Regions from separate parts of the Homo sapiens genome. Here region 2 is linked to region 1. Evidence: chromatin loops called from intact Hi-C (ENCODE). Cell type or tissue: breast epithelium. All regions are shown on one strand. Each heading gives the region's core, and the rest is flanking DNA. Links, peaks and the distances in the headings are about the cores only. Region 1 has its middle 52 kb from the start of TFAP2D. Region 2 holds the start of TFAP2D (transcription factor AP-2 delta).

Evidence for each region. Hi-C counts contacts between places; a loop is a spot of excess contacts. Peaks named below come from ENCODE experiments on the same cell type or tissue, not always from the same donor. Only the 100,000 strongest peaks of a DNase experiment are listed, where the experiment ranks them.
Region 2: a loop joins it to region 1, with 21 times the contacts of the local background. A loop is called at or near these places in 4 of 110 quality-filtered maps.

What each region holds. Positions count from the first base shown.
Region 1 is chr6:50,653,482-50,669,459 of GRCh38, forward strand. No RefSeq gene overlaps it. Among named protein-coding and RNA genes, the nearest start is that of TFAP2D, 52 kb to the right of the region's middle. In breast epithelium, for the core only: no CTCF peak of the experiment used is centred there; no DNase peak of the experiment used is centred there.
Region 2 is chr6:50,706,471-50,722,448 of GRCh38, forward strand. It overlaps TFAP2D (transcription factor AP-2 delta), which reads left to right and starts at 7,056. Exons shown (of 8, transcript NM_172238.4): 1 at 7,056-7,624; 2 at 8,646-9,143; 3 at 12,620-12,680. The coding sequence starts at 7,586. RefSeq lists enhancers at 277-778, 898-1,399, 1,400-1,899, 8,790-9,320, 11,061-12,054 and a silencer at 14,206-14,500. In breast epithelium, for the core only: no CTCF peak of the experiment used is centred there; no DNase peak of the experiment used is centred there; H3K27me3 peaks cover 7,011 bases.

The DNA of each region.
Region 1 (15,978 bases), core at 4,759-12,758:
ACTGGAAGGAGCACTTCCTAATTAATGCTGCAGTGCCAGGCATCTTCTTAGATGCAGCATTGTAACAGGATGTGTTTTTGGCTGTAATTTTTCTCAGAACAAAAACATGACGAATAGGGTGCATCTTTCTGTCCATCAACTCTCTGGGTAACACACTAAAAGGCAGCAAGACCTGAAACTCCATCTTAGGCACCCATCTGACATCCAAAAAAACCCAAATGCTTCCATAGCCTAAACTCACATTACTTTCCACTGGGCTTCCAACAAAACTCAAAACTAAACCTTCTACGTTAAGTTCTGTGCTCTCAAATAATCTCTAAACAAAGTCTCCATGATAGTTTCTTTAATTATTACAGAGTCTTCTCAGCTGTTCCAAAGAATGTTGACAACAACTCAAGAAGTAGTAGAATCTCTCTTAACTTTGTTCATGTCAGGAAGAAAGGAGTTGATTTTTGGAGAATGATCATTGCCTGAGTCATTTTTAAAACAGAAGACACTGGGGTTATGTTTAAACAAAGAAGAAACACAGACTAAATGGGGAAAGTGTAGTCAGTCATGTAAGGTGGACTGAAAGATCCAGATGTATACTGAAACTTGCCTCTTTTCTGCTTCGTATTGCTCTGTACAAAAATTCAAACTATTATTCAGCAACTTACAGGCTCAGTCTATTCCAAAGTTTAAGAGTTAATATTGATATTAGGCACTGAGAGCATAAGGAGTCCTCTAGGCTTAGGTTACCACTGTTCTTATCTGTCCCCTTGTGTCCCAGCTGAGAAAACTTGCCTAGTTTTAGTCACATAGCATCTGCACAGTTCCCTGTATGTGAATCCACACTATAACCCATCCACCATTAAATGTTATTTACTCAGCCACGTCATAAGCTATGATGTGTATAAAACCATTCACATGACCGCCTGAGGCCTACAAAGTCAATGACAAAGCTGGGCTCACACTAAAAGGAAACTTATAAACATTTGGTAAGCTTTATTTGAGAAATTTGGTTAAGAAATTTAATGGAACTGGGATTATTGTAGCCAGGGAAAATAAAGTAGAGATGATAACTATGTTTTAAGTATAGAAAATCTTCTTCACTAGATGATAACCAAACTGCTTTTTCATTTTAACCGCAGGTACAATGGGAATTAGGCTACATATTGTTAAGACAATTGTTTCTATTAAGATAATGGAAAATGTGCAAACCTAAGTATCAAAATTTACACACGCTCTCATGCACATGCACAGACACCTCTCCACACTCCAACTAAGTTTTTGGGTGAGTCATTGAATATCACCTTTCCTCTCATTTGTACCTATTATCAGTAAAACAAAAGATTCACACACATAATCTTCAATCCTGACTTATTGGAATCTGTTAATAATCGTACAGACCTCCCTCATGTGGCTATGGTTTGGATGTTTGGTCTCTTCCAAATCTTTGCTGGAATTTGATCTTCAGTGTTGCAGGTGAGGCTGACTGGGAGGTGTCTGAGTCATGGAGGTGGATCTCTCATGAATGGTTTGGTGCCATCCCTGAGGTAATCAGTGAGTTTTTGCTGTATTAGTTCAAAAGAGAGCTGTTTGTTTAAAAAAGAGTGGCACCGCTTCCCTCTCTCTGTTGCTCCCTCTCTTGCCAGGTGACACTCCTCCCCTTCCTCTTCTACCATGATTGGAAGCTTTCTGAGCTCCTCACCAGAGGCAGGTTCTGGTGCCATGTTTCTCTTACAGCCTGCAAAAACATGAGCCAAATAAACCTTTTCTTAAAAAAAAATAATTACCCAGCCTCAGGTATTCCTTTATAGCAAAGCTAACAGACTAAGACATCTACCCCAGAAAACCCAACTAAAATTAAATATTTTCAACTGATTCAGAGTTAGCATGTTGTATTTTATTGACTGATACACTGTCAGAGGCACTAAAATAAAAAATCACGGTCAATCTTGTTACTTTACATAGTATATTAAAGCTAGCTGCTGTAATAGGCAAACCTATAAACAGGTGAGAAAGTTTATTTTTCATTCAAGTAAAAATTTTAGGTGGTATGTCAAGTGAGAGTGGGGCTGGAGATGAAAGGTGAAGCTTCTGCTTCATGTAGTCGTTCAGGGACACTGTCTTATGTGTCTCTGCTCTCTTCAACATGTGACTTCCATGGTTGCCTTGGGCATCGACATCCAGGCAATACTTGGAGGGAAGAAGGTGAGTGGAACATCAAATGCTGATACTGTCATTAGGCAGTTGGTGGAATTATAATTGCTAGCAGTCAAAGTAATTTGGACAAACAAACAGGGAGAATTCTCACCACTTTTCTATTTAAATGATATCATGATTTGTAAGGAAAATATCTATTTTCCCTACAAGGGAACTCAAGGGTTTCCATTTAGAAATAAGGGTTTCCATTTAGAAATAAGTCTGGTGGAGAAGACTTTTATACAACGAATAATCACCTCTTACTTTGTGATCACGTTTGTCACTTTACAAATGAAGGTTTGTCACTTGAGACTTTAGAATGGTTATTGTCATTTCTCAGTGACAGAAGATGCAATGTATGTACCCTGCCACCAGGTGGTGGTTCCTCTAACATGTGCTTTGAGAATAAAATTAAAACTAGAAATGATTTCTCATTTAATTCACTGAAATATAACTTTCTATGCTGTTTATATTTAGCTATTTTAATAATCAGATTTAGCCTGGCATTCTAAGATCTCTATTCTCAGTCTCCAGTTTATACAGAAAAGCAAATCTATAAATCTAGTGTGATCACTATTTCTCACGTTTTTTTCTCATTATACGTTTGTGTATTTTTTTTTCTTTTTAATCTAGTGCTGGCCTAGAGCACCTAGCACATAGTAAGCCTAAATCAATGCATATTTTAAGGTTTCACTCATTTATTCCATTTATCTAAAATGCTTTAGCACTTTGTTCATAAAAATTCCTTCAGTAAAAATTAAAATTGGATGTCATTTCTCCCATGATTGTCCAAGTAAGAGGTAATATCCTTCCTCCGACCCAAACCCGGGTAAGTGCTACGTTTTTGTTTTTGTTTTTTGTTTGTTTTTTAGCGCAAATGTAGCTCTTATTCACTGTGTCCAATTGTAGCTTTTAAACCTTATTCTCCCATCTTGATGTCCCATAGTCCTTAGCACAGTTTTTGGACATTCAATGACTATTAGTTGAATGGATGCATTTTAATACCGCATTTTAGAAAAAATTGTAAAAGGAAATTCCTGCAACATTACTATTACATTTTTATTGGTCCTTAACTTTTCCTTTATCATTTCATCCTGAACTCTAATTTGAAGTCAAATTCCCTACATTGTAGTTTAAAAGTTATTGAGAAGCCAAGTCTTCAAAATTTAGGCCAGCTGGTATCAATATTTCTTGAGGTATTAACACTTTGTCTTGGGGCAAATTTTTGACCTCTTTCCAGGTTAGTCAAAAGGCAGATTTTCTTTTGTCTGACTTACTAAATGAATCAATTAAACTTTTTTTCTAACCAATCCTAGCTCCATCTTCGCCCATGAGCCTCTCTTCTGACTGTTTAAGGTTACTTTTAACATCTAACACCAGAATATTTAAGAAAAACATTACTATTTTATTCATCATTAAAAGAAAACATGACAAGCACTCACTATGTTTTTCTTTCATTGGAATTAGTAGCTAAGTGACCTTGAACTATATGTCCAATATATCTTCCTTCAGAAACACTCTAGCAATAAATGGATTTTCTAACCTGTCCTAGTACTGAGTTCCCAAAACAGTTTCCTGAAGGAGTTTATGCTCTTCCTAAAGAAGAGAACATTTTAAAATAAAGCTATTTTAAAATGAGGTTTAGGGATGGAAATTTAAAGCAGTTTCATGACAGTAACATTTATCTCTTTTGGCAGTTCTGATATTTATGTATTGGGTTTTCTCAAAGCTAGGTCACCTTTCTCTGCAACCATTTGGTCTGTTTTAAAAAGTGATTTCCTAAAGACCAAAGACTACCCTATTCTACTTAGAGTCCAGCTTCACACTGTTAGAACTTAAAATTCCCCAGACTCTAATGGCAGAGCTGCTTTAGGTCAAACTACCGCCAAATACAGCTGCCTAGGCTCTACCCTCAAAAAGGTCTCAGTCTTCACAAGGGTTAACAGCACCAGTTATGATGGAGTCCATAGCTGTTTCATTCAAGTGCTGTGACTACAGATCCCTATGCCAAGGTCCCAGATGGTTTTGGTTAGGTCTGCAAATACTCAATTGGGCAAATATTTATTCAACATTTAATATGTGCCACATATTGTATTAGCTCCAAAGATGCAAAGTTAAACAAGACATGATTCATGCCATTGAGAAGTTTACTGTAAATTGGTCATTGCTTTACTGGACTTCTTGCCTGCATTTCTGTGTTTTTCTAGGTCCTTGACCTTTAGACCAGTGTCATTTAAATAATTGACTTTCCAGACATCCTGCATTTTAGAGTGTTCCAGTGCTCCCTGTTGGTATAATATGTGACCAAACATTTGTCTTATAGTCTTTATCCATTGAAATCTGGCACTCACCCAGCCGAAGGAATAAAAATAATTAATAAATATTAGATAATAATATCTGAGCTCATGATAAAGCTTACAGATTTTTCCAAAATAAAAAGGAATGTCAGAAATCATCTAAGTCTGCTTCTCATGTTCTTTAATGTGCATAAGGATCAGCTGGGGATATTGTTGACATCCAGATTCTGATTCTACTGAATCAGAATCAGGTATGGGGCCTGAGATTCTGCATTTCTAACAATTTTCTCCTGATACCGTGATGACACTTATGCCAGCAAAGTCCTTGGACTTTTCCCTGCTTCTAAATGAAGGCAAAGCCATGAGAGATGAGCAAGATCCAGTCAATATGGTCCTGGACTCAGAAAACATTATTAAATGAATTCAGTCATCTAGTACAAGAATTGTTTGTTTGTTTGTTTATTTGTATTTTAAGGCAACAGAAGCATTGGTGGCGAGGCACTGGATGAACAGAGCTCTTGTTACCTTCTCAGGACATAAAGTTGAAGAAGGTTAAAACAGTATGGCAGTTTGTCAAAAAATTAAAAATAGAATTTGATGATTCTGTGATTCAGCAATTCAACTTCTGGATACATACCCAAAATAATTAAAAGCAGGGACTTGAAGAAATATTTTTACATCTATGTTCATTCACAATAGCCAAAAGGAGGAAGCAACCCAAGTGTCTATTAACAGATAAATAAATAAAATGTGGTATGTGTGTACAAAGCAATATTAGCCTTAAAAACGAAGGAAATTCTGACTCATGCTAAAACATGGTTGAACCTTAAAGACATTGTGCTACATGAAACGAGCTCACCACAAAAAAAAAAAAAAAAAAAAAATTCTGTGATATTGTTTATCTAAAGTACCTAGAGTGATCAAACTCTTGGAGACAGAAAGTAGAGTAGAGTGGTGGTTACCAGAGCTGTTGTGAGAAGGGAATGAGGACTTACTGTTTAATCCGTACAGAATTTCGATTTTGCAAGGTGAAAAGTATTCTTTGGATGAATGGTGGTGATGGTAGCACAACAATGTAAACTTAATATGTACTTAATGACATTGAACCATGGTTAAAAAGAGTTGAGATGGGAAGGTTGATGTCATGTGTATTTTACCACAATTAATCCTTTTAAAAATTAAAGAAGGCTTACACAAGGGTATGAACTATCCAGTGAAATAATGCTAGGGTATCTTTGGAACCAGATTTGTTTTATGGAGGTTCAAGTTCAAACCGTCAGCGGAGGAAGTTATAGACTTTTCTGTTCACTCAATTTGGACGAAAAAATTGACTGCTGGTGTGACTTGTACCCAGGATTATGGGCTATATTACCAATTTCTTTGTAGAACATAAAGGTCCTATTGTTGTAGAGACTACAAACAAGAACCCAACATATCTGTCAGAACGGTAATAAAAACTACCCTGTACATCTGCAATCCTAAATTTTATGTCCTGGCCAAAATTCTCTGGTCCTGTTTCCTGGGATTGGTAGCCACAACTTTCTTGGAAAGTTGTTCAACCAATGGCAAAGTGTCTTTTTTAATTAAGTAGATTTATTAAATAAATCAAATCCATGTTAATAATTTTGTGCATAGCTTAATTTGCAGATTTAGTATTTAAACTGTTTGTAAAATTAGATCAATATCTTTAAGATTCAGCCTTGTGATTTAATAGTAAATGTGGATGCTTAATTAGGTATGCAAAATACATAATTAAATAATTTTTTCACCTTTCTGATTTCAAGTTGAAATGTATAAGATCATTTATTTATGTTTCTAAAAATTCTTGAAATGATTCCAAGAACTAAACATGGTTAAGTGTATTTTTTAATTTTAATTGTGAGATATATCAGAGTTCAGTACTTGGGAAGGATGTACTTGCTGGGTCAAATATCTGAAGTATTTATAAAAGAAAGTTGAATATATTTAATTTATAAATACAGTTTTAAATGTTTTAGAAAATTAAACTAATGAACTTTAAATATGGACTGATTACCAAATAATTATTAATTATTATTATTATTCTGTTCTAAGTTGATCAATCATATCCCCCTTGGAACTGACTGCTAAAATTCAAAACATCTGAAAATTAAAAGCTTAAGAAAAACAAGATTTGGGGTTTAATACTTTAATAAATTTAGTACAAATTTAAAAGCTAAAGAAACATCTAATTCATTTATATGCACAAAAACTGCTTTAAAATCACTAAAAACCTTCCACTGGCATTCCTAGATCATCTTAGATGAACAACCAACCTGTTTCACAGGACCAGGAAAATAAATTTCGAATACTTGTTTGATGAAGTTGTATAACCTATAAGCATTTCATTGCTCCACATGTGGTGGTTGTGCAGCCAGGACAGATCAAAAGCCTTGAGGCAATACAGGGACCCCAAATAGCCTACCTGGTCATATGTTGGGTCATGGAAAGAAATGCTAAGAAATTAATTGTTAATGCCAAGCTGGGTATAGGTAATCAGGTGTGTAGCATGAAAAGGTTGACAGTTAGAAATCAATTATGTAAATCATAGTTGAGATATGGATGAAATATCAATGCTTGAGCTTGCAGTGAAATAGAAGCAAGACAGATAATCCAGAACCCTAAAAGCAGACAAGAAGCTGCTTAAAAGCAAAGAAAATAGTGTTCTTGTTCAGTGCTGTATCTACAGGCTTTCAGGGCAGGGACCATGTCTTGTTCATCTTTTAACTCCAGTGCCTAGCATAGTTTCAAGAATAAAGCAAATGCTCAAATATCAGTCAAATGAATGAAACACAAGATAACGAAGCTTAAAAAAATTGGTAGGCAAAAACTAATAGTTAGGAAAAGTAAACAAAATGAGTGTATAAAGACTTTAATAACAAAAAGGAATCAACATTCTGCCCATTGATCTGCCACTTAATGTGGTCAGCATAAATTTAACAAGTAATGAAAATAACAGGATAATTGGAGGGTTTGTGCATAGAAGTTGCTTCTGGTAAACAGATAATATTCCTAAACCAAAAGTAAGTCTTCACCGAGTATTTCTACAGACATTCAGCATGCAACCTTCAAACCTTCACATGTCTGGAATAGTAGAGATTACTATTTCCTTAGACCGGTGTTTCTGGGAATGTGCTCTGTACACTGTAAATCCATACCATAAATTCATACCATAGATGGAATGGCAATAGGTGTAACTTGAGAACTGCTTCTTAAGCAGTTCCTAAGCCTAAGGTATTCCACTTTAGCTAACTAGCTTTTCAAACCCTCCTGGAAGAGACTATATCCAAGCTCTAAAACAAAACAAACAAACTAACAAACAAAAATAGGTAGGAATAGATGTTACCACCTTTCAAAAAAAAGCCACCGGGGGGGGGTTCTCCTATAAAATCCACTGTGAATTTTAAAGGGAAAAATGCAGTTGTTTTGTAAAATTATGGACTCTTTTTTTTTTCCTAAAATACCTTGAGAAAATAATGCTTAATGGAATCTTCTTGGTCTCTTGAAGCCAAGCTCAATTCAGATCTGAAAAACAAATAGCAAAGATTTTTCATGGGACCTAGTAGAAATGTGGCTTTGTAGGATGTCTTAATGTTTTTGTTTCCTTGTTTTGCTTGTTTTTATGTTTATTTGATTTCATTCTTGGCAGAACTCCCCTTGTAAAGTACAACTATAAGTTAACATGCAACTGCACAGAGATTATACAACCAATATTTAAGGCGATATACTACAATAATAGATAACATTTGCATGCTACTTTTACAGTTTTCAAAGGCATTTCCTTCCTTTGAGTCTCTCCAACATCCTTGTGAGACAGTCAGGGCACATTTCCACCAACAACAGGAAAACTAGGATGTGACTTCTTATACATGAGTCACTTCTCAGCTCTAGTTCCTTGAATCAGAGGCTAGACTATGTGACCTATGTTTGAGTTATGTTTGTTATCAGCTGCAAAAATGTTTATTCTCTTCATTTATCAAGTATCCTATAATGTAACCATGATGACAAAATTGAAATGTGATTTGAAGAATTAAATTTTTATTGTTTAAAAAATTAACAGGCAGAACCAGTGGGATGGTAATCAACCTAGCACCTTTAGTTAGAATTTTCTTCATATGAGTTCATTTCTCATCCAGTATATGCAATGTAATACTTCTCTCACTTATATGTACTTTATTTTCTAAATCAATTCTCTCAACCTTCAAGCATCACATAATCAATCAATCAATGAAACCAATTCCTCTCATTGGTCTACCTCTTAAACATTGATTTAGCCAACTGGTTCACCAAAAATGGATCCCAAAATTATTTAAAGATTTTCTCAATACTTTTTCTTTCTGAAGTCTTAGTGAACTTTCAAAACAGCTGATCCTTTTTCTCAGGTTGTCAGGGTCAAAACCAAGAAGGATCCTAAATTCTTGATTCACCAGATGACCAAATCTAAGTCACTCACTAAACAACTCTTTGTATAATGGATATAACAGGAAAATTTTTCATCCCTAAAGTCCCAAATCAAGTTGAAAGTTACATCCGTTGCACATCTAAAGGATACTGAAGAAATGATAGATGCTGATGTAGGTTTCTCAGCATCTGAAATTATTTTCTACAGTTTATAAATATGAAACTGTCAATGTTTACAGAGAAGGAATCTTGTTTTATTCGTCTATTTTCCAAGTGCTTAGTACAGTGTCTGGCCCAAAATATGGGTTCAAAAAAGGCTGATTATTCTTATTATCTCTTCTGCCTGACAGAAATAAGTAAGTTTCCATTAGTGTTTGACCCAATCCCAGCATGAAGCTGAGGCACTGGGAAATCTGTCTCCATGATACATAAAATTATTTTTTCCAAAATATTCAGAGCATCAGATTAGCTAACAACATATGGGCCAGAGATAAGAGAGCACCCATCAGGGTTTTGGTGTTTTGGTTTTATAAAAACCTTGAGAAATTTTGTTTTGAAGCTGATATTTTCAAAAAAGTTCTTTGAATTTTTTAGAACATTTCAATCACTGCTTTTCAAGGGAAATTTTAGTAATTTTTTTCCAACTGAATGGGAAGCTGTGCTATGCAAACAACAAAGATTCTTTTCTTTTGAAAATTATTCATGTTCTGCTTCCAGGATTGTCAGGGAAATTGAATTTTTTAAAAAAACTTAACCAAGCAGGCAATCAGAGTTATATCATACTAGAGACAACCTAAACTCTGAAGTTCACAAGCTTTTTTTTAATTTTATTATTATTATACTTTAAGTTTTAGGGTACATGTGCACAATGTGCAGGTTTGTTACATATGTATACATGTGTCATGTTGTTGTGCTGCACCCATTAACTCATCATTTAGCATTAGGTATATGTCCTAATGCTAGCCCTCCCCCCTCCCCCCACCCCACAACAGTTCCCGGTGTGTGATGTTCCCCTTCCTGTGTCCATGTGTTCTCACTCTTCAGTTCCCACCTATGAGTTCACAAGTTTTATGTTTCCTTCTAAGCTTGGGGCCCATGTTTTTCAGATGAGTTCTTGAGTTAGCCAAATAAGCTTGCATGACCTGTAGCCAAGTTTATTTTCTTTTAATAGATGTCTGTATTTATTTTTACAAATTTTCCTTTTCTTTCTTTATTCTCCTGTGGGTAAACAGTCTTAATTTTCATGTGTTTCTCAAGAATAGAGCAAACCCACATTTGGCATGAAGCTACATTCACCATTTTTTTCAGAAATCATTTCTTCATTCTGTTTTGTTTTGTACATTAAGAAAAGCTGTGCATAGTTGTATGTTATTGTCCATATTTTAAATACAAGAAAAGTGGCATGGTGTCACACAGCTATGATTCAAATCTAGGACTTTTAAACTCCAAACCTAATTGAGTTCTACTTTCTAGTGATAGAATAGTTACTGCACCTAGAATAGTTATGGCAGATGTAGGTTTTCAGACACTACTTTTGGGAATTGTGACTCAGTAGATCTTACTTGGGCTCAGAAATCTGAATTTTTAACAAGCATTCTGGATGACTCTAAAGTAAGTCATCTACATTCCAATTGATTGGATCACATTCCAATTAAGATTTAACTACACCTGTTTTCTCTTTTCTGCCTCATACCAACAGCCTGAACTCCACTACTGGTCACCGCATAGTATGAACCAGAGGAACTCATTTTCCCATTTGAATCCTGGTTTTCTTAGCTGATAAATGGAAATAATTATAATTTTCTTACCCCAAAGGATTAATATAAAGATCAGATAACATGATAGGCACTGCAATGCTTATATCAGTAGAATGTGTTATTTTAAAACAGAGTACTAAAGCAAATATTCTGATAACAGATGTAAAGCACAAATCATATTTAGATGCTTTAATGTAGGATTATCTGATCACAATATGGTAAAAATAAATATTCAGTTTATATTCATAACTTCTTCAATTTACTAAGCCCTCATCCATAATCACTATGCAGTATAGAATATCCTTTATTAATTTACCCATTCCACTATCTCTGGACCTATGCACACACATTCACACATTCTAGTAAGGACAGTATCGTCAGTGTCTCCCAATTCAGATATGCGCATGTGCACCAACTAACACACACGGTTGCAACTGCTAAGTTAATGGCAGATTTTTCATGGACTCCATTCTACATTTCACTAAAAGAAAAGAGATAACATCTCTTTTCAAGACAATGCAGATTGGTTAACATGAAGTACCTATGACCATCACTGACACTTCCACCAACCACAAGGACATTGCAGGATCAAGGTGTTTTTTTCCTCAGGTGTATGAACTTCCATTACCCTCCCCCAGGGAGAAAAACAATTGGTATGACAAAAGAGACTGACACTAACGGTCACAGCTTGATTTCATGGTATACCACATGGGATTTTTCTAAAAATGAAGAAACTTTAGCATTTTCTTGTTATTTGGGGCTACAATGCCATAAGCCTTCCACCTATCCTGTGTCGACTTTAAAAAGAGCAGACCGGCTGGAAAACAAGAGGTAATTTGCATGTGAAGAATAAACAAACAGAAGTCTGCAGTATGCCATCTCAAAAAAACAGAATTGATGTCTTTGTTTAGAAAAAGTGGAGCAACGAAGTTTAAGAGAGGAAATAGCAGGCTAGTAATGCACCATCTTTCACTTTCTGTTCTCCTAATACACATCTTAAATAAACCTGACTTGATCTCCCTACATCATCAATAGCCTTCTCTCAGTCCTCACTGATCCAAGGCTTTTCCTCACCCTAATACATCAATGCACACAGCATTAGTTTTTTCTAAATAATGAAATTACCATCTCCCATTGCACTTCAGTCATTAAGTTATTTTATATTTTATAGCATCAAGAATATATCCCTCTGTTGGCCAGGCACAGTGGCTCATGCCTGTAATCCCAGCAGTCTGGGAGGCTGAGGCAGGTGAATCACCTGAGGTCAGGAGTTGGAGACCAGCCTGGCCAACATGATGAAACCCCGTCTCTACTAAAAATAAAAAAAAATTATCCAGGCGCAGTGGTGGGCACCTGTAATCCCAGCTACCTGGGAGGCTGAGGCAAGAGAATCACTTGAACCTGGGAGGTAGAGGTTGCAGCGAGCCAAGATCGCACCACTGCACCCCAGCCTGGGAAATAAGAACTAAACTCCATCTCAAAAAAAAGAAAAAAAGAATATATCTCGGTCTGGTATTCATTGCCTTTCATAAAGTTTTTCTTCTGTCAAATTTCCAATAATTCCTTGATTTCCAATCTACCCACCCCACTACCTCTGTACCTATGCACGCACATTCACACATTCCAGTAAGGTCAATATCTTCAGTATCTCCCGATTCAGATATATACATTTCTGCCTCCATATTTTCACTAATATTCAAATCTATCAAAAATTATTTAGTGAGACTCTGTGCACTTAAGTGACTGTGAAAGGTTTGGAAGGAAAAGATTCCAAAAAGTTTCAAAAAGCTGGTTTATAATGGGGTGGCAAGACACTTATTTACTCACACAGATAAAGATAGATGATAGATAAACAGATACATAGATACAGAGATAGATACATAGATACATAGAGAGATAGATATAGATATAGATATATATGCATGCCTGCACACACACACACACACACACACACAAACACAAATACATGTACATATGCATAGTATATATTTTGCAGAAAGGGCTGCTTATGCAATCACCAAAATCAATTTCCTATTTCTCCTGGACACACATTTATTTTCCTGCTGGAAGGCTGGGAGATGAATGTATGTCTGAGTTCTGGCTAAGGATGTGTGGACGCACGTGATATATGTGTCACATATATCATGTGTCACATATATTAGGATGACATATTTAGGCCTCGCTCATACAAAGCTTATAAGCATCTGACTCTCTTGTTTCTTCTGTCTTCTACTAGCTGCAGAAAATCCAAGAGGATTATAAGGCTCTGGTACAGTCCTGCCTAATAAAAATATTACATGTGCATTTCTAAATGTTCTAATAGCCAAAAACAAAAGGTGAAATTAATTTAAATAATGAATTTAATTTAATCTACTTAATTCAGGAAATATAAAATATTGTCATTTCCACATGTAATCAATAAGAAAATTATTAAATCTAAATTTTCATTTTTTATACTGTCTTTAAAATGGGCATATATTTCACACTTCCAGTAGATCTAATTTAGTGCTAGCTACATTTCAAATGCTCGATAGCCATATGCAGGCCAGTGACTACTATGTTAGACAGCATAGCTATAGGGAATAGTGGAACACTGACCTGGAAGGCACCTGTGTCTCTGAAACACTTTGTGGATGTCCATCCCCAAAACACTCCAACTATTCTATGAGCAAGGCTTATACTTTTATTTTGTAAATCTACTGAGATTTTTAAGTTGATTAATTCAACAGCTTATCCTATCTAATACTCTCTTATTATATAAAAACCTATGAATGATAGTGCACTTTGAGATACTTCTACCACCAAATCAATGGCACAGACACAGAACACTACAGTAGTAGAGGAGATAAGATCTCTGTGGCCTGAGTAGCCCTGGGTGACTTCACAACAGAAAATAAAATTTGAAATAAGAAAAACTCAAATAGCCAGGCACAGTGACTCACATCTATAATCCCAGCACTTTGGGAGGCCAAGACAGGCAGATCACTTGCGCTCAGGAGTTCAAAACAAGCCTGGGAAACATGGAGAAACTGGTCTCCACAAAAAATACAAAAATTATCTGGGCATGGTGGTGCATACCTGTAGTACCAGCTACTCGGGAGGCTGAGGCGGGAGGATCACTTGAGCATGGGAGGCAGAGGTTGCAGTGAGCCGTGATCGCACCATTGCACTCCAGCCTGGGCAACAGAGCAAGATCCTGTCTCAAAAAAAGAAAAAGAAAAAAAGGAAATCTAAAATAAATAAACAGGTCATGGAAGACATTCCAGGAATGAATCGAGAGAGAAAAGTCATGTGCACATAAAATTTTAATTCACAACAAATTAATCTCTCAAAGTATAAGTTTATGTAACAGAATTAATAAGATTTTGGTAGAAGATGTAAATTGAGACCACGTTGAGATAATTTTAACTGACCTACTGAATGGATTTGAACTTTGAACTTTAATCTTCCTCAAAGAGATCTCATAATATCACTTTGTTATGCAATAAATACATATTTTTTTTTCATCTTGCACAAAATAGTCTAGTGGAACTATGGTACTTAAAACCGATTAAGGCTGAAGTGATTTAAAACAACAAAGTCAGTTTTAAGACACTTAATACTGGTTTTGGCAAAAGAAAATTAAGTGTGAAGTAAGGAGTTTGAGAGGGGAAAAGGGAGAAGGCGGAAAAAAAGCATATGGAATGTATCTGTTATTTACCAAGTTCATTCACATTTAATCCTCCTTAAAAATGTTATGGGGTAATATTTTTACCAATGCAAAAGTAGGCTTAGAGAGGTGTACCAACATCTAGGTTTTCACACATAGTATGGGCTAGACTTGGGATTTAAACCTAATTTCATTAATCTTTTTATTCTGAGAAAGTGAGCCATTGACTAATAATTTGGCCTTAATGTATACCCACGTTTGGGAGCTCAGAAGAGTAGTAGAATGTTTGGAAAGTATGATGTGGAAGAAACAGTCAGAAATATGAAGAAAACAGAAGAGCAAAATGTTACTAAAACCAAAATGAAAGCAAATAACTTTAGCTAGTATGGACAAGAGGATCAAAACAGTTTTCTTTGAATAGAGAGCAAATGTGTGCTTATTGATAGACGAAGGAAAATCAGGCAGAGGTCAGGACTGGTGATGTTAGAGAGAACAGGGATAATTAAGGCAGATCTCTTATGCCATGTTTAGTTTTTTCACTTTTTCCTCCTGTAAACTCAAAGAGAACTTCATAGCTTATGTAACAGACTCAATATTGATCCATAGTACAATAGAAAGAGTAGAGAGGGGATATATAAAATGCATGTATATAAGATTGGAACTAGAAGTAGCCAAGTGAGTTAGACAAGTGTCCTAACTGTAATATTCTTTAGGGCTAACCCCAAATGTTTGAGTTCTCCTTTGGTGCACAAAATAGGATTTTACTTCCACACTCCCTCTGACATTAGACATGGCCATGTGATCTGCTTTAGCCAATGAAATATGAGTGAAGGTGACAGAAAATCTGTAGGAGCCTGTGCAAGACTCATATTTCCCTCCCACTGTCACAGAAGTGTATAAATTATCAAATGGGATCCATAACTCTGACCAATAATTATCAAATAGAGAACATTTATCAAAGCACTTGTTGATTGTGAGGTGTTGCCTGTGTATGTCTGTGATGCGCAGATAGAATGTCAGGTTTTTGGCTGGGCACGGTGGCTCATGCCTGTAGCCCTAGCACTTTTGGGAGGTCGAGGCAGGTGGACTGCCTGAGCTCAAGAGTTCGAGACCAGCCTGGTCAATGTAGCAAAACCCCGTCTCTACTAAAAACACCAAAATATTAGCCAGGTGTGGAGGTGCGCACCTGTAGTCCCAGCTACTTGGGAGGCTGAGGCAGGAGAATCACTTGAACCAGGGAGGCGGAGGTTGCAGTGAGCCGAGATCACGCCATTGCACTTCAGCCTGGGTGACAGAGCAAGACTGTGTATCAAAAAAAAAGTCAGGTTTTCATATGGCAAGTAATCATCCTAGAAACTTTCAGTAATTACTGGATGTGGTACAACCTATTGTTAAGGAAAATTTACAAGCCATATCTTATATTACTTTTACTGACAATGTGAGGAGCCAGTAATATTAGATTGTTAAAGAATTTTTATTCTTATTAGAGTATTATATTCAAGTCATTTATATTAAAGGTATCTAATATCACATTAGCCTCCATTTTTAAACACGTAAGTAATACTCATTTTTAACAATGACTTAAATAAGATATTTATAACCCAATTTTCCTGACAAGTCCAGCTGAAAGCTAAAAAATAGGGTCATAATTCCAATAAATATTCAAATTTTA
Region 2 (15,978 bases), core at 4,554-12,553, 53 kb after region 1:
TCAGTGATATATATATTCACTTACTTCTCACAACAGCTGGACCAGCTAAGTGTATTATTTTTCTCATTTTACAGGTGAGAAAATTAAGTAACTTGTTCAAGTAGAATTGATGCCCAAGAAGATGCCCAAGTAGGGTTGGTGCCTAGGCCCTATGGTTGCGGCTCAATTCGTGCAACCTCAGTTACCAGGGGGTCCCGGGGCCAGCGCGGAATTCGCGGAATTCACCAAGCCGCAGCTGCCTGCCGCTGAATGCGAAGAGGGCGCAGGAGACTGGCAGGTACAGCTGGTGGTCCCTTCGGCCTGATTTCCCTGCTGAGTGCCACAGCGTCCGAGATCCACGACTGGCCAGGTGGAGCCACCGACTCTGAAGAGAACCAGAGGCGGACCAGCCAGGGGAGAGGGCAACCCTGGGAGCACTGCACCCTTGTCGGTCCCCTGGAAAGCTAGCGGTAAGATCCGGGAGGCTGAATTTGAGGCCGCGGTAGTCCAGGCGACTTCCCCTGGAAGGTGTGACGATGACTTGTACTGCAAAAGAAGCCTAGACCAGGCCTCCGTCTGGGTGTTTTCTTTTAGGCGTTTGGAGAGGGATGGAGATGGTGGGTGGGGGCGAGGGGGAGGGGTAAAAAGAGGAAATTAAAATCCTGGAAAAGTTTAGACGCAACAGTAAAGACCAGAAGATGGAGGGGGACAAAGTAAAACTTCCGGATTTGGGGCCAGAGCCCCTGTGACCCAGGGATCACTCACACCTCCTTGAGTCTCACTTTCCCCATCTCACAGACCTGCTGAGGGGGAGTGGGGCTTGGGATGAGCTGCCGCCAAACACTTCCGTTTCCTCATCTTTTGCAAAGGGAATGCATTTGCACTAATACCTACCATCCAAGGGTTGAAAGAATGAAATGATACAATCCTTATGAAGGGCTCGAAACGGGGCCTGGCACGTATGATAAGAGCTCAATAAATGTTAGTTGCTGCTACTTTGCTGTTATTTTTTCGTTTATACAAAGAGGATAATAATTATATATGTCCTGAATGGCAGAAAAGGGGAGTGTTCTCAGGATCAAATGAATCAATACTTTTTAAAGCGTTGGTAAACTAAGTCTCCATATGCAATCAGAAGGCTGGCAGACGGACTTGCAAAGCCCCTTACATTGCTACAAGGTTAAACAACTGAAAGAAGAAAAAGAGGACAAAGTGCAGCCTCTTTCGGAACTCAAACATTTCTTGGCCGAAAGAGGCAATTTTCCCATGGGAGAAAGGCCTTAGCCAGAAGAACTGGCTTCCTGCCTGAAGGCGTGCAACCAGCCAGGAGGCCTCCAGGGCATCGTGCCCTCCCGGTCTCCGGTTCTGCTGCCTGGGAGTGAACGTCCCCTGACGCGGTAGGGCTGGCGAGGCAGGCTCTGCATGCGCCAGAGCTTCGCGCAGAGGGCGGGTGAGTTTGCGCCCTGCCTGAGCACAGCTTGGCAGCTGTTGCAGAAGGGCAGGGAGCCTGCCGTCTCAGATGAGGGCCTCGGCTCCAAGTTCCATTGTTATCAAACAGAAGACTTCAGAAGAGGGAGTTCTCCCACTTAATTTTCCACTAATACGTTCGCGAGGCTTTTTAATTGCTTGCAAATGCATTTTCTCTGTACGACTATGGAATCCGTGTTGCCTGTCGGCTGCAAGGCTAAGGCGGAATACAGATCCGTGTTAGGCTTTTGACAAACAGCCCAGGGGGCGGGGTAGGGTCGTGAAGGAGGAGGTTTTGAAAAAAAAAAAAAAAGAAGAAGAAAAAGAAGAAGAAGGAGAAGAAGAAGAAGAAGAAGAAGAAGAAGAAGAAGAAGAAGAAAAGAAGACGAAGAAGAAGAAGAAGAAGAAGAAGAAGAAGAAGAAGAAGAAGAAGAAGAAGAAGAAGAAGAAGAAGAGGAAGAGGAAGAAGAAGAAGAAGAGAAAGAAAAAGGAGTTTAAAAAAATCAATGACAACCCTTAAACTAAAATGACTGCAGAGTCTGTCAGAAATGTTAATTTCCCCTAAACATCCTAAAGTTATTTTAAAAAATGGCCTGCCTGGCCCGGCGCGGTGGCTTACGCCTGTAATTACATCCCAGCACTTTGGGAGGCCGAGGCGGGCCGATCACGAGGCCAGGAGTTCGAGACCATCCTGGCTAACACGGTGTCTACTAAAAATTTAGCCGGACGTGGTGGAACGCGCCTGTAGTCCCAGCTACTTGGGAGGCTGAAGCAGGAGAATCGCTTGAACCCGGGAGGCGGAGGTTGCAGTGAACCGAGATCGCGCCACCATACTCCAGCCTGGGCAACAGAGACCGTGTCTCAAAAAAAAAAAAAAAAAAAGCCTCCTTTTCTTGTTTGCAATTAGGTAACGTTTTACGCAACGTGGCACTTCTGTCATAGAAAGTAGGATGGGTGTAGAATACCGAGAAGTAGAAGAGTTGTCAAATTTGATTACTTGATCATTTATTAAGAATTATCAGATTTGATAACTGGAAAAGGGAGGGACCTTTCGAAAGAGACCCAGAGTCGGCATCAGCACAGGCCAGAAGGAAAGGAAGCAATCACTGGGAGGGGAAACCTCGCGCGTCTGCACATGAATGCCCGTTACCATGCCTTTTCTCTCCGAATATTCCGATCCATACAACTGGATCAAGTTTTCGATTGCTGTCTCTGCCCAGAATTGCCCTGGTGTTTGGAGCACTTTTCTGTCTTCATCTCGACTAGTGAAGAATAAATGAATAAACTAGGGGTTGGTTTACGGCATGGTGAACCCAGCATACTCTTCTTTTCCACCACCTGAAGTATTGCCCCCACCCACTCACCAGAGCTCTTGGGCATTCCCCAAGAGCAGTGACTGAGTGACTAGGAGAGGTTAGGAGCTTGGAAGAATCACACCACAGGAGGTCCTTGGACTAGAAGACGTTTCTGAACCATTAGAATCCGAAGTGACTGTGAAACTTAGACCCTGCTGTAAAAGGGCCCTGAAGGTTCCCTCTGTGGTTGTCTCTAGAAGACCCCAGGCTGAGTGCCTCTCGGAAGCCTACCAAGTGGAGGCACTGAGACGGTTGGGGATTCTCAAAATGGTGGAAGGGGGCCCGAGGGCAGATGGAATAAAACACCACTAGATAAGTCGCAGGAGTCCTTTGGTTACTATGGATTCTCTGAAGGCACCTCTGCTCTTCATGTTCATCCAAAAAAGGAGTGAAAGGGCAGAAGCTGGAAGCAGTAAGGAGAGGTGCTGATTTTCATACCTACATATCTTGTTTTGCTTTGTGGAATGAACATCATTCACCTATATGGGATCCTTAGTGCCCCACTGTTCTTTCAAAGACAGGGTCTTTGTGACCATGGAAATTGTTTCCTATTGTGTAAATTCATGTCTGGTTATACAGCTGCACCTCCCACTGGAGCAGAACATGCTAAATTTCATTCTTAGACAATGTACACACATGTTTGCCTAAAAGGCATAAGTATAAGAGATTCAATCCCATCTCTATCTATCTTTTGTTAAAAAGGAAGGAAAGGAGGGAAGCAAGGAGGGAGGGAATAAAAGAAAAAAAACAGGGAAAGAAAAAGAGAAGAAATGAAGGAAGAAGAAAGAGAGAAAGAAAAAAAAGGGGAGGGAGGGCAAAAGGGAGAGAGCAAAGAAGATATTCTGGTTGATTCATGTGTCTAAATACATCCAAGAAAATATTTTTGTTTCAAAATGCCCAAAATAATTCCAATAATTATTCCACTTTGCTCAGTATTATATAGGCAATTTTGTGGGAGAAGTGTATTCAAGCAATAAAAAAACAAAATCAATTTGCAATAGCAAAGGAAACCCTAAGTACCAAAAGAAAGAGAAAAAAAGAAAGAAACCTGAAGAAATACATGTTTATTAAAGCTAGGGATAGGCATGAGTTCGTTTGTAATTGTTCACCAACCTCAAACACACAGTGGAGTGGCAAACTCTTTCAGTGAAGATGTTTGAGATTGGGTGAAAACTGTAAAGATGTTTGAGATTGGATGTTGAGATTGGAGTGATTTGTATAACGCTGGCCTAGAAGCCCAGGAAGGAATTTGCAACTACCCCAAAACTCTTCCAGCTCTGGATTCTAACCAAGACAATAATGATATATATATATATAAAGATTTCTTTGCAGATTCCTAAAGTGACTGCCATAAGACATTCCTTCCTGGCATGTGGAGCATGGAACCAGAAGGAAGAACAGGAGAACTAAGTGCTGAGGAACAACCTTTTCAGCTTTTGGGGTGCAAGGCCAGCAGCGTGTCCACCATGCTCTTGCCGGCTATTTTGAGTGACTGACGCCGGCCTGGCCTCTGACTGAGGCTGGAATGCACACCACGGGTTCCCTGTTGGAGGGGGCCCCAGGCAATAGTCACCAGAGTGCTGTGGCCAGTTAATTCAATTATGCCACCCGCTGGAAAATGAGTGACCAATCACTCTCTGGAAAAGAAGTAAAACAGAGAAAGAGGAATCAACTTTGCTAAAAAGCCCAGTCTTTGGGTCAAGTCAGACGACACTTATTAATTGCTCAAGACTATTAATTGGATGGGGGGGTGTCTGACAGAAATGAACGCTACACACACACACATCACATCACACACACACACACACACACAGGCACCAAACACACCACACACCTGCCTCAATGAGTTTCTTTAGAAAAGGGGCGCGCTGAGCAACCCCAGAGCAGATGGAAGGGAGCGCTGACCAATATGTGCATATGGCATGGATGATTTCCTCAACTTTGTTTCTTTCAGGGGAAAACAGCTTTTTTATTTTTTTAAGTTGGAATGAAGTGGGAGGGAGCAGTTGGCCAAATGAAGTTTCCCTGCAGTTCAGATGCTGGTGTGGGAAGCCAAGACATAGGGTTAAGAGGGATGCTTTCTAAGGTAGTCAAGGGCCCTGGCAAGGGAAATCTCAAAACTAAAAGAGAGCCATTTTATCCTTCCTGCTTCATTTTCCTTAAGTACAAATGAAAGGGTCTTTTCTCACTCTTCAGGATCTTTAGTTTCCCCTCATGTCCACAAGAGTTCAACAAGCATGTAAGTTAAACCCTGGACACTCTTTGTTTGGATACCTAAAAGTCACTCAGGAAAGTGAACCATGAAAGTGGGGTTAGGGGGTGGAATGCGATGATTGCCAGTTAGTTGGTGATGTCCTGATGTTCACAGGGTCCAGGCTACTGGAGGTCATTCCATGGGGTGTACTCAGTTCAAGGCCAGAGCTCATTACCGAGAGTATCATAAAGCTATATCTTCTGAGTGCGGTGGCAGGGGTGAGGGGGGCTATGTGTGGCTCTTATTCCAGACAGGGACAAACATGTGGAACAAACACTCTGGGCCAGCAGGCAGAGCAGGCGGCCACATCTTCCTGAGCTTCCTCATTGTTGTTCCCCGGGGAGAGGGTTTTGTGTCTGCTGCCTGGACCTAAACTGGGAAGAGAAGGTACCGTCACCTTCAATGAAGGTGTATCTGACAGTAGGGGTGTTGGAAAGGAGATTGCAACATGTCTGAGAAGGGCTATCCTCTTCCATTTGACCGGGACTAACTGGGAAGCCAATATCATCCACCAGGAAAAGCGCACCTGGGCATTCCCCAAGATAACCTGCAAGTCCTACATATTCTTCCAGGGAATGGTCTGCACTTTCCCAGGGGCAGGGGTGCCTGAGTTAAGGTCGTGGGGGCAGTCTCCATCTCCCAGAGATGATTAGTTATTTTCTCCGTGGGTAAGCTATGGAGGCCCCACTCAGACCTGGTAAACAAAGACTCCACTGCAAACATTTTTGGGATTCAACCCCTAGAGCCAACAGCACTCATTTTACCCCTTTTACTTAAAGATTAAGTTGGATATTCTTCCTTTTTGTCATCATTGGTCTCTCAGTCTCCTTACTTCATTAGGCCAAAATATGGAATTTCAAGGAGGGGTGGGAGGGGGGCAGCACTGGCACACCTTGAAATAGGGAACAAGTGTTGGCTGCTGACCCCATGTGGGGCTGAAGAATCGTGTATCTCCATTTCAGACAATGCATTTCAATTCTTGTCGTGTGCCTTTGTCCATTTGTATAAAGCAAAGAGCTCTGAGTGACAGCCCCAGTTAGCCTGCATGAGCAGATCCTAATAAACCCTCCCAAACCCCAACCTAAAAAAAAAAAAAGCCACATGCCTGTTTGCCTGAGGCTTATTATTAAGACACCTTCTCAGCTTAAACACTTAAAAGCAAACCAAATGAAATGGCAATTAAGACTGAATTACCCCTTCTATCTATGAGATGAGTCTGTGGGGCCAGCCAGTTCTTTCTTATAATGTAGACACTGAGGAGCAAAGCCTCAGTATTTCAGGTTTATAGCTACCACCACCCCCTCCAGGCACTAAACAACTTGGTGGAGGAAGCTGAATTTTGAAGGAAGGAAAGCTCAAAAACTGTTTGAAAGTCAAGAAATCCACTGAAGAGATGGAAATATGTGTGCACTGCTTCCTTCCTGCCCTCTATTTATAAAATATAACTTCCAAGCATTTAAGGGTTATTTTGGGGGTAATAGTGTTCAAAAACCTAATGCTACTGCTGAACGGTCTACACCCCACCACCACCAGCAGTGTTTCCAAAAGGGAAGAAGAAAAACACAAAAGAGGGGGGATATGGTTTGGTTTGGGGAGTGAAAGACAACAGTTTACCTAAATGTAGAATCTTGTCTTACATCTTTATTCCCTTGCATTTTTCCTAAATGCATTGCCAGTTACACCATTTCCTGATGATGGAAACTTGGGACTGTCCATCACCATTATTTATTTTTAAAGCTGCTGAAAAGTGTAAGCCACCGCTTGATTTTGCCTTTCAAAAAAGGGGAAAGAACCCAAATTCAATGTAAATATGGAAAGACCAGCATTGTTTCCACTTGGGCGAAGGCAGACACCCCAATCTGGGCAAAATTGATTCGGGTGGTTGTTGGAAAAAGCAGCTTTCAGCATCCAGGGAGTGGAACCAATAGGAATGAACACTTCCCCATATAAAAGGAAGCTTTAATTAATATATATTTCTATCTCTAATATACATATATTGGAGCTAGAGCTCTAGCTTCACAATAAAATGTGTGCAAATACTCTCCACAGAGATAAGTCCCCACCTCAGTCGGTATAGAAAAGCATGATAAAGGTTGGAAAAAATGGATAAAAATGTTGAAAGAACCTCCAGTTCCTTATTAGGCGAAGATACAATATTTATTCCTTGTCTCCTGGGATAAATCTCTTCTGCCTATTGTCCTCCCAGTTCTCAGTGCTGATGCTTAATTTTCAAAACTTCTATATTACCAAGGGACCTACGACATCAGCCAAAGAAATACTCAGCAAGTACAAAATCTGTTCCAGGGAGCTGCTTTTGTGCAGAGGGAAAATTTTGTTCCTACAGGTTTTTAAGTGGGTACGAGGCAAGGAGCTATCTGATCCGGGCAAAACCATTACAATTTAGATATCTACCTATAGAACATTTTTTTTTTCCTTTAAAAATTGGAAAATACAAGAAGTTTGGATTTTTTTTTCCCGATTCTTTTTTTGGAGGGGGAAATTGCATCGTAAGCTTTCGGAGAAACCCAACATGTCAACTACCTTTCCGGGACTAGTCCACGATGCCGAGGTATTATTACTTTTTTTTTTTTTTTTTTTTGAGCGCGCGTGTGTGTGGCGGCGGCGGCGGTGGCGGCGGTGGCGGCGGCGGTGGCAGCCTCCCCTGTCTCTAATCTATATTGGACCGTTACGTTTAATTATAATCTGTCTTTCGGGGGAAGTTAAGGAAGGAAAGGGGAGAAAGTTCGTTATGACATCTGTCGCCAGGGAGGGCAACTCTCTGCCACGTTAAGAAACATTTGCCATAATGAGCGGGAAAACATAATCTTAATAATAAAAGGGGGGAGTGAAGAGAAAGAGATAGAGACGGAAAGAAAGATTCTCAGAAAAGCAAAGAAAAGGGACTGGTGGGGAAGCAGTAGATGCACAAGGGGGATGGGGAAAACGCACCCCTTTTGGAATGGGCTTATTCAAGGAAAGGGAAGCAGAAAAGAGGGAGTCGGATTCCCTCCCTCGAATGACTAAGGAAGGGAGCAAGTTGAACGATTTGCACAGACTGGATTTTTTAAAATATATGGACAATGATTTTGAGCAGCCCGGGCCGAACATCTCGGCATAGACAGGCGCAGAATTTCGATGCTGGGGTCTAGTTAGAGTGGCAAGGCGCCCCGGGCCAGCGCTCTTTTCGGGTGGACTCGTTCCTCTGCTACCCGCGGCCCCGGAGTCAGTTGCAAACCTGGATCCCAACGCCAAGCTCCCTGCACAAGTTGGGCAGGGGCTGTGTGTGTGTCTGTGTGTGTGTGTCTGTGCGTGTGTGTGCGTGTGTGGTGTCACCCGCACCTATATAGGGTGGGGGATTTTTTTTCCGCTCTCTCGACTGTGAGGACGAGGCCGCCCACCCCCAGTTCGCCTGTTTGCAAAGGCTCTCTGGTGAAGACGCTGAGACCCGGCTTCGGCTCGGCCCGAGTCCTACGCGCTCGCTTTCCTTGGAGTGCCAGAGAAAGCTCCTGGCTCCGGGAGAGCGGCGCCTTGGTTGCAAAATGACAAACCTCAAGTTTTTCTGCTCTCCCTTTTCCCCCTCTTCCTTCCAGATACGTCACGACGGATCAAACAGCTACCGTTTGATGCAGCTTGGCTGTCTGGAGTCAGTAGCCAATTCCACTGTCGCCTATTCCTCCTCCTCTCCTTTAACTTACTCCACCACCGGCACCGAGTTTGCGTCCCCCTACTTCTCCACTAACCACCAGTACACCCCGCTCCACCACCAGTCCTTCCATTACGAGTTTCAGCACAGCCACCCGGCCGTCACCCCCGACGCCTACTCTCTGAACTCTCTCCACCACTCGCAACAGTACTACCAGCAGATCCACCACGGGGAGCCCACCGACTTTATTAACCTGCACAATGCGCGGGCGCTCAAGTCGTCCTGCCTGGACGAGCAGAGGCGGGAGCTGGGCTGCCTCGATGCCTACCGCCGCCATGACCTGTCCCTCATGAGCCATGGCTCTCAGTATGGAATGCACCCAGATCAAAGACTCCTGCCAGGGCCCAGCCTGGGGCTGGCCGCCGCGGGAGCAGACGACTTGCAGGTAAATAAGCATGCAGCGAATTTGTCTGCTCCCTCCCCTCTTCGCCCTCCCCCTGCCGCCCCATTAATGCTCCGACTGTAAAGCGTCTCTCTTTCTCTCTCTCTTCTCCTCTCTCTCTCTCTCTCTCTCTCTCTCTCACACACACACACACACACACACACACACACCACTTATGGAAAGTTATCAAAACAATTAGAGGAGGAGTGTGCCCGTTCTCTTCCTCTCATTGGATCCAAGCATTTCACCTGGAAGTGCGGGAGTCCGGGCGGCTGCGGCCCTCCATCTTTGGTTTGTCCTCACAGAAGTCTTTTGTGAATCAACATTTGTGACCCTGAGGGGATGAGGTGGAGGAGATCGAGGAGTCTGGGGTTGGGCCAACCGGACTCAGAGTAAGATCCAATAAATTGATGACCAATCGTACCCTCAATCTCCGCACTTTACAGGGTCTTCCGAGGCGTCCCAGGTGTTTGTCTCAGACTGAGCTTGTGGAGATCTTACTACAAACAGGCTTGTTCTAAGGAAATTGTTGGGACCCTAAGCTTGAACAAAAGTTTCACCAAATACACTAGATATCTGTGGAAAGTAAAGAATCGCAAATGAAAGTCTCAAAGTTCTACCCCAAGGAAATAATCCGCACAGTGCACTTTGCCAGGGTGTAGGGTTGAGTTTAATTCTCTCCGCCTGACGTGCACTCAAAACCGCAGCCCAGTTAGGTAATTTACAAGTTTATTTTTGCTCTTCCAGCCATTACATTTTACGTAAAATGCACCTCCTTAAAAAGATAAAAATGAGGCAGTAACGGTAATGAAAGAGGGAAAAAATAAAGAAGGAAGGAAGGAAGGAGAAAAGGAAGGAAGGAAGGGAGAAAAAGAAGAAGGAAGGAAAGAAGGCAGGTATTCAGACACTGTGGAGGCCATCACTCAATCAGATGATCTCTCTTCTACTTTATTTCTTAACACGTGTTTGCACATTCTTTACCAAAGATAGAATTTATAATTATGCAATTATGTTGCCATAGGCATATTTCAAACAAATGAGCCCACAAATACCCAGAAAATAATTCAAAAGACCCATAGTTTTAGCTCCTTTTAGCTAAAAGTGCAGTTCTACCTGTGAGTTCCTACTTTTTGTGTCTGCACAAAGCTGGCCACCTTCTTCACACTCTCCAGGACAAATAGGGAAATATTCTAAGAACATAAGTTGGAGACGTAAGAGATCCCTTGTTGCGCACAAAAAATCTTTCCTCCTCATTTACCTTTGAGCAAGAGATTATTTTTAAATTAAAGTGAAAGCCCTTACAGTCCCAACAAAGAGCCATAGCAGTAAGACCGGTGCACAAGAAAAAAGATTTGGTTCCATAAACCTTGACTTTCTACATTTATATTCACAAAATAATTTTATACGCTCAGGGCATTTTTACATTTTTCACAAGGATCCCCTTATGTCTCAAGAGGGAAAAAAATCTGCCATTCAGTGCTTAGCTCAACTAAAACCTATTTACTCCTTTTAATAGCCGCGTCTGCTGCTGATTTTTTTGTATCTGTACAAATTTTTTTTCTGTGCTAGGCACAAAGCCGAGCATTTTTCAAAAGAGCGGATTAGAACATTTGCAAGCACTAGACAAAGAGCGAATCCCGTGCAAAAGGACACCGTAGTTTATCCAATTTTCGACTTAGTGCCATTCAACTGGTCATTTATGCAATGTCATCCGACCAAACAACATGTTTTACTTATGAGGGGAAAAAGTTTGTTAAGTGAAGAAACCAAGATTCGTTTCTTCTAAGAAAATAAACATTGTAACCGTGCGCCAGAGAGTGGGAGGGAAAGTGATTCACTGCTTTGGAGAGCTTTGAGACCATTTATCATCTACATTTCAGATATTTTGAAAGCTTTTCTTCAGCCTATCTCTTTTTCCATATACGAATGTCCTTTTTCTCTTTTATTACTCATACTGAAGCAAAATTACTCATACTAAGGGACACAGTCCAAGATACTAGAAGAAATATAGTACTGTGTGTGATATACGTTTATACCTTTACATAGATATATCCATGTATGTATATATCATAATATATATCCATCTTTATCTATTTAATCTATGAATGCTATGTAGCAAGTTTGTAAATCTGACAAGTTATTTTCTTCCACTGTTCTTGCTCCAAGTTGGCAGAATGAAAAAGAAAGAGTCATAGCTACTTTTAAAACAAGAAATGGGGAGGGAGTGTGTGGGAGAAACCCGTCTCTCTCCTTTTATTTCTTCCTTTTTAAAACATTCATCAGCATATGCCTCATTTCAAATGCAACAAATGTAAATATACTTTTCCCTGCACAGAATTTTAAGTGAAAGTCCAATGGTTTGGAGGGCGGTCTAAGTCTGCCTAACAGATGCAAACAGTCTTGTGGCTTCAGTTCCATCTTTGAGTCCCCTAAAAAGATTTGCTATGGCCAACAAAGGAAACTGTCACACCTTTTCCCATCACCGCTTTAATTTATGCTCAGTCTCCAAGTTTTTTTTTTTTCATATTGATTTGATAATCACTTTAAGGCAGAACATTTAAAATAAGAAAGAGCTTGTGAGTAGGTTGAAAAGGGGGGTCTTACAGGCCTGCCTCAATATGGTGAAAATGGGGAGGCGAAAGGGAGCCAGGGTTGTAAAGGTTGTTTTGTAAAGTGGGTTTTTATTATGCACCGACTCTCTCCGCATTTACTTAACTCTTCACGGGCTGTTGGGTAGGTTAACACCCTTCAAGGCCTCTTTCATGTCCAATACCTCGTTTGTTTGTAAAGGAAAATGAGCCTTTAACACATTTTGATTTGGGAAAAAAGAAAACGACAGACAGGGAGAAATTTTTATTTTTCCTAATCAAAAATCAGCAAACTCTTTCCATCTTTCCAGCTCTAGGGATTCCTCAATCCATTAGGACTTTGAAGGCCTACAGTGAGTGAACCTGAAGATTTTTCCTTCATACGGCCCATTTTGGGTAGGATTACAGGATGTTCCTACATTTGGGGTAAAACAGAACCTCCATAAGACATCTTGTATCCTGCATATGAAGTAGCTCCTCTGTGTCCTCAAGAAACCCACAGTCCCAGACTTGACACTCTAGGTGTAATTTGCTCTACTCAGAAAGTGCTGAGTGTACACTGTCTGTATATACGCTGTGTGCCTTGATGGGGACTCAAAGGGCTTCTCATTCTCTTATGCCAAGATGAAAGACTCCCAGGCACTTTGAAGTGTAATATTGTATGGTGATGTAAAATGCATACCTTAAGATTTATACAACTTTTAGATTGTGGTTTTTCTTGCAATTTTTTAAAAAATTGTGTTTGCTGGCAAGCTTGCTTCAGCTCAATGCTTGCTTTCAAATGTCTACTGAAACAGAGTTCAGGGATGGGCTAGTCTAAAAGACTTTACCTACGTGGTCATGCATATGAGTATCCATTTAAGTAATTTTATTTCTGTTTCTTTTATTAAGGGCTCTGTGGAGGCCCAGTGTGGGCTTGTTCTCAATGGCCAAGGTGGAGTGATAAGAAGAGGTAAGTAACAAGTAACAACATGTTAACCCTAGACATTCTTCTCCTATCTCTTACTTTGTTTAGAAGATCTGGTTGTGCTCAGATTCCTTTTCTGATGATTAAGAAAACAATTATGCTTAGTCAATTATTCTAGTCCAACACTGGCATATCCACATTAAAAAGCCTCCTTTCTTTCATCAAGGTTTGAACCCAGGCTATGCCCATAAGACTTGTGATAGGAGATATTTGTTGCTCCTCACAGAACAGTGACAGAATCAAAGTTAGAGGCAGAAGGAAAGACAAAAGAAAAAGACAGAGAGAAAGAAAGAAAGAAAGAAAGAAAGAAAGAAAGAAAGAAAGAAAGAAAGAAAGAAGTTTCTCACACCCTCTTCCCCCAGCACTAATACCACATCCTCCAGCAGAATTTCTGGTCTTTTTAAGCCCTAAATGTGCTAGCCACAGCCTGGGTGTTTGAGATGATGGTGTTAGCTTCAGGCTTTTAGGGATTCTGTGAAAGGCTAGATCATTGAGGCTTCAGGGGAGGCTAATGAAACACCAATATTGTAGCTGCCCTTATTTTTCTAAGTGTCCAGGACATTTCTTTCTTTAAGGGAAGGTGGGAGGAGGAGGTGGTGTTAACTGTACTGGATAAAGCTTTCTTGTTCCCATCTGTTGAGGGAAACATCTGAATCCAGAGTTACCCATGGAATTGGAAGGTGGGGGAAGGCAAGAGGAGAGGAGAGAGCTGTTGCTTTCAGCTCGGGCACTAAAGGGGGCTGCATCTCAGATGTTCCATTTTGACAAAAGGTTTTGAACTATGACATTCTCAGAGCCTTAAGGCAGTGCAGATTTTGCTAGCTTCCCCTACTTAACTGTACCCAAAGCCTCTGAAGTTTATTTTTCTAGCAAGCTGAGTAACCCGAGCAGCACACAAGGCAAGAGGGACCAGCTGTTATCCTAACTTCATACGAATTAATAAGATGTGGTCTATTCACCAAGACTAATTCCTGCTTCAGGGCCACAGTTGTCTGCAGTAACAGAACACTAAAAACTGAGTCTCTTCTGATGGGACCAAATAAGTGTCCTTCAGCCCTTCTCCATCCCTTTGAAAGCTTCTTGAAAGATTTGCTTTTCCAGATAGAGAGATGTGCTGGTAGAAATCAGTTGCTTCTTTCATGTTTAAACTGCAGATTTTACATCCCAATGTCCAATGTAAACTCCATTTAAACTGAGGAGGAAAGAAAACAAAGGGTGCTTTCCTTTTGGAACTTGGTTATTGTTTTAGTGGATGCTGGTAGTTTACATTAAATTTAAAAGAGCTGCTCAACACTTCTTGTTTCACCCTATGGAGATTAAAACACACACACACACACACACACACACACACACACACACACACACACACACACATATACGTGGTATAACTCCACAAAGATTTTTTAAATGAGGAATATTAAGCTTGCCAGCCACGCTGGTACTCAGACCTATTGAAATGGAATAAAATAGGCCCAAGACTGATGAATATTGAATGCACTGTGTTGGAGGAGGCAAAAAAGATTTACACAGTGAACAGGGGACCAGGTGAGATGTGCTGATCAGGGGTCTGTTGGGACGGGTAAAAATAAGGTGAGGCAAGAACACTCAGGGCGCTTAGAGACTTCGGTGGTGCTGAAGGACAGCGCCACTAATTAGGGACGGGAGCCCGCTTCTCCCACAGCCGGCCTCTTGCTACTGCAATTTTGCATTCGCTTTCACACTTGACCAAGATCACCTTCTGAAATGCTTGGAAACTGCATCTGAGCGTAAGATACCTGACAGAGGGTGGAATTACTTGAGGCCGAGGAGGGAGTTAGAGAGGAAGAGGCTTTGGAATCAATTGAATTTCTGGGGAGAGATTTAAGGGACACCCTCTCACCCCCTCACTCAATTCCCAAGAAAGGCCAAAGCTCTTAGGTATCTCCAAAATGTTAGCTACCTTATCAGAGCCACAGAAATTATCTTCCTTAGGTGATGCTTTATTATTCCTGTAGAATTCGGTCCCTATTCGTTTCAACTAAAAATCATCGTCGAATCTGCTACTTGAAACCAAATATTGATGTCATATGAGACTAGTGAAGCTCCAGAGAGAAAGGGAATGTAATTTGGGGTTTACGTCTGTCTTGTTTGACTAAACCCCTCTTCATAGGAATTCAGATTTTAGCTGCTGAGTTTATTCCATTTCCACGTGTCTTAGAGAAAGGCCAGTTAACCTAGTTGAGCCTTGGAGAGGAGGGTGTGTGTCTATACGTGTCTGTTTATTCTGAAACAATCAATGTTCATGTCAATTTACAAGTGGATAGCAGGGAAGTGTATTCCCAAAAGAGGGCGTATATTTTGCTGCAGCCTGCCCAGCCCCTCATCTCAGAACTTCCTTTTACAAAACCCTAAAGAAGCCTATTTTCTCAATTGTCATGGTAGTACACAGGACCCCTAATATCAACAGCTCAGACTACTTGTGTTCACCAAAAATCAGGAAGACATTAACTCAAGTGCTGCTATACTGCTATACTTCATATAACCCGATACTGTCTAAAAGCTAAGAATGTCTGTTTCTTTTCCAGCTCATGCTTGACCCACCACATGAAACATGATTTATTGCAAAGCACAATTTTTCACCATTTTCTCTTTTCTGCTAAGTTCCCGGATTAATTTACATTTCTAATGGTTTCTAGAATGTACTATGGGAGGGAAAAAAATAGATTCCACTTCCAAAGACCCCAAATGATGTTCTTGAAGAAATATGGGTGACTATGTACTTTACATGAGTTAATCAGGGACATTGTCCTGGTTTGCAGTGGCGTGGAGGGCTTGGGCATTCTCAGTTGTTCTTCACATTTGGTGACTTCAACTTGTAAAGAACAAAATAGCGTCGCCCTGACTCATTTTGTTAAGTGGCAATTACATTATTTTAGCCTGTAATGAAGGCCCGATAGCCAAAGAATGCGTGAAAGAGGGGGCAGCAGCTAGGTAATTACCACCTAGATAAAATATTTGCCACTGCCTCGGAGGCGCAGCTCCCTGCGTGCTGACTCTCGGTTAATGGTGTACGCGATTTTGCCCGCAGCTCCGGCTCTCCAACCATCAGAACCAATAATCTTTACTTTACCCTGTGCTCGCGTATCGATAGCTTCTTTCGCCTCGGGCGTAGGCTTTGATATGTTAATATTACTGAGTAGCAAATTCTGCAGAGATCATATTAATGTTGTACGTACAGAGTGGAGCTTTGCCTTCGTTGAATATTCAGATATCGGGTTTCAAAAGGCATCTCTTGAAGAAATGA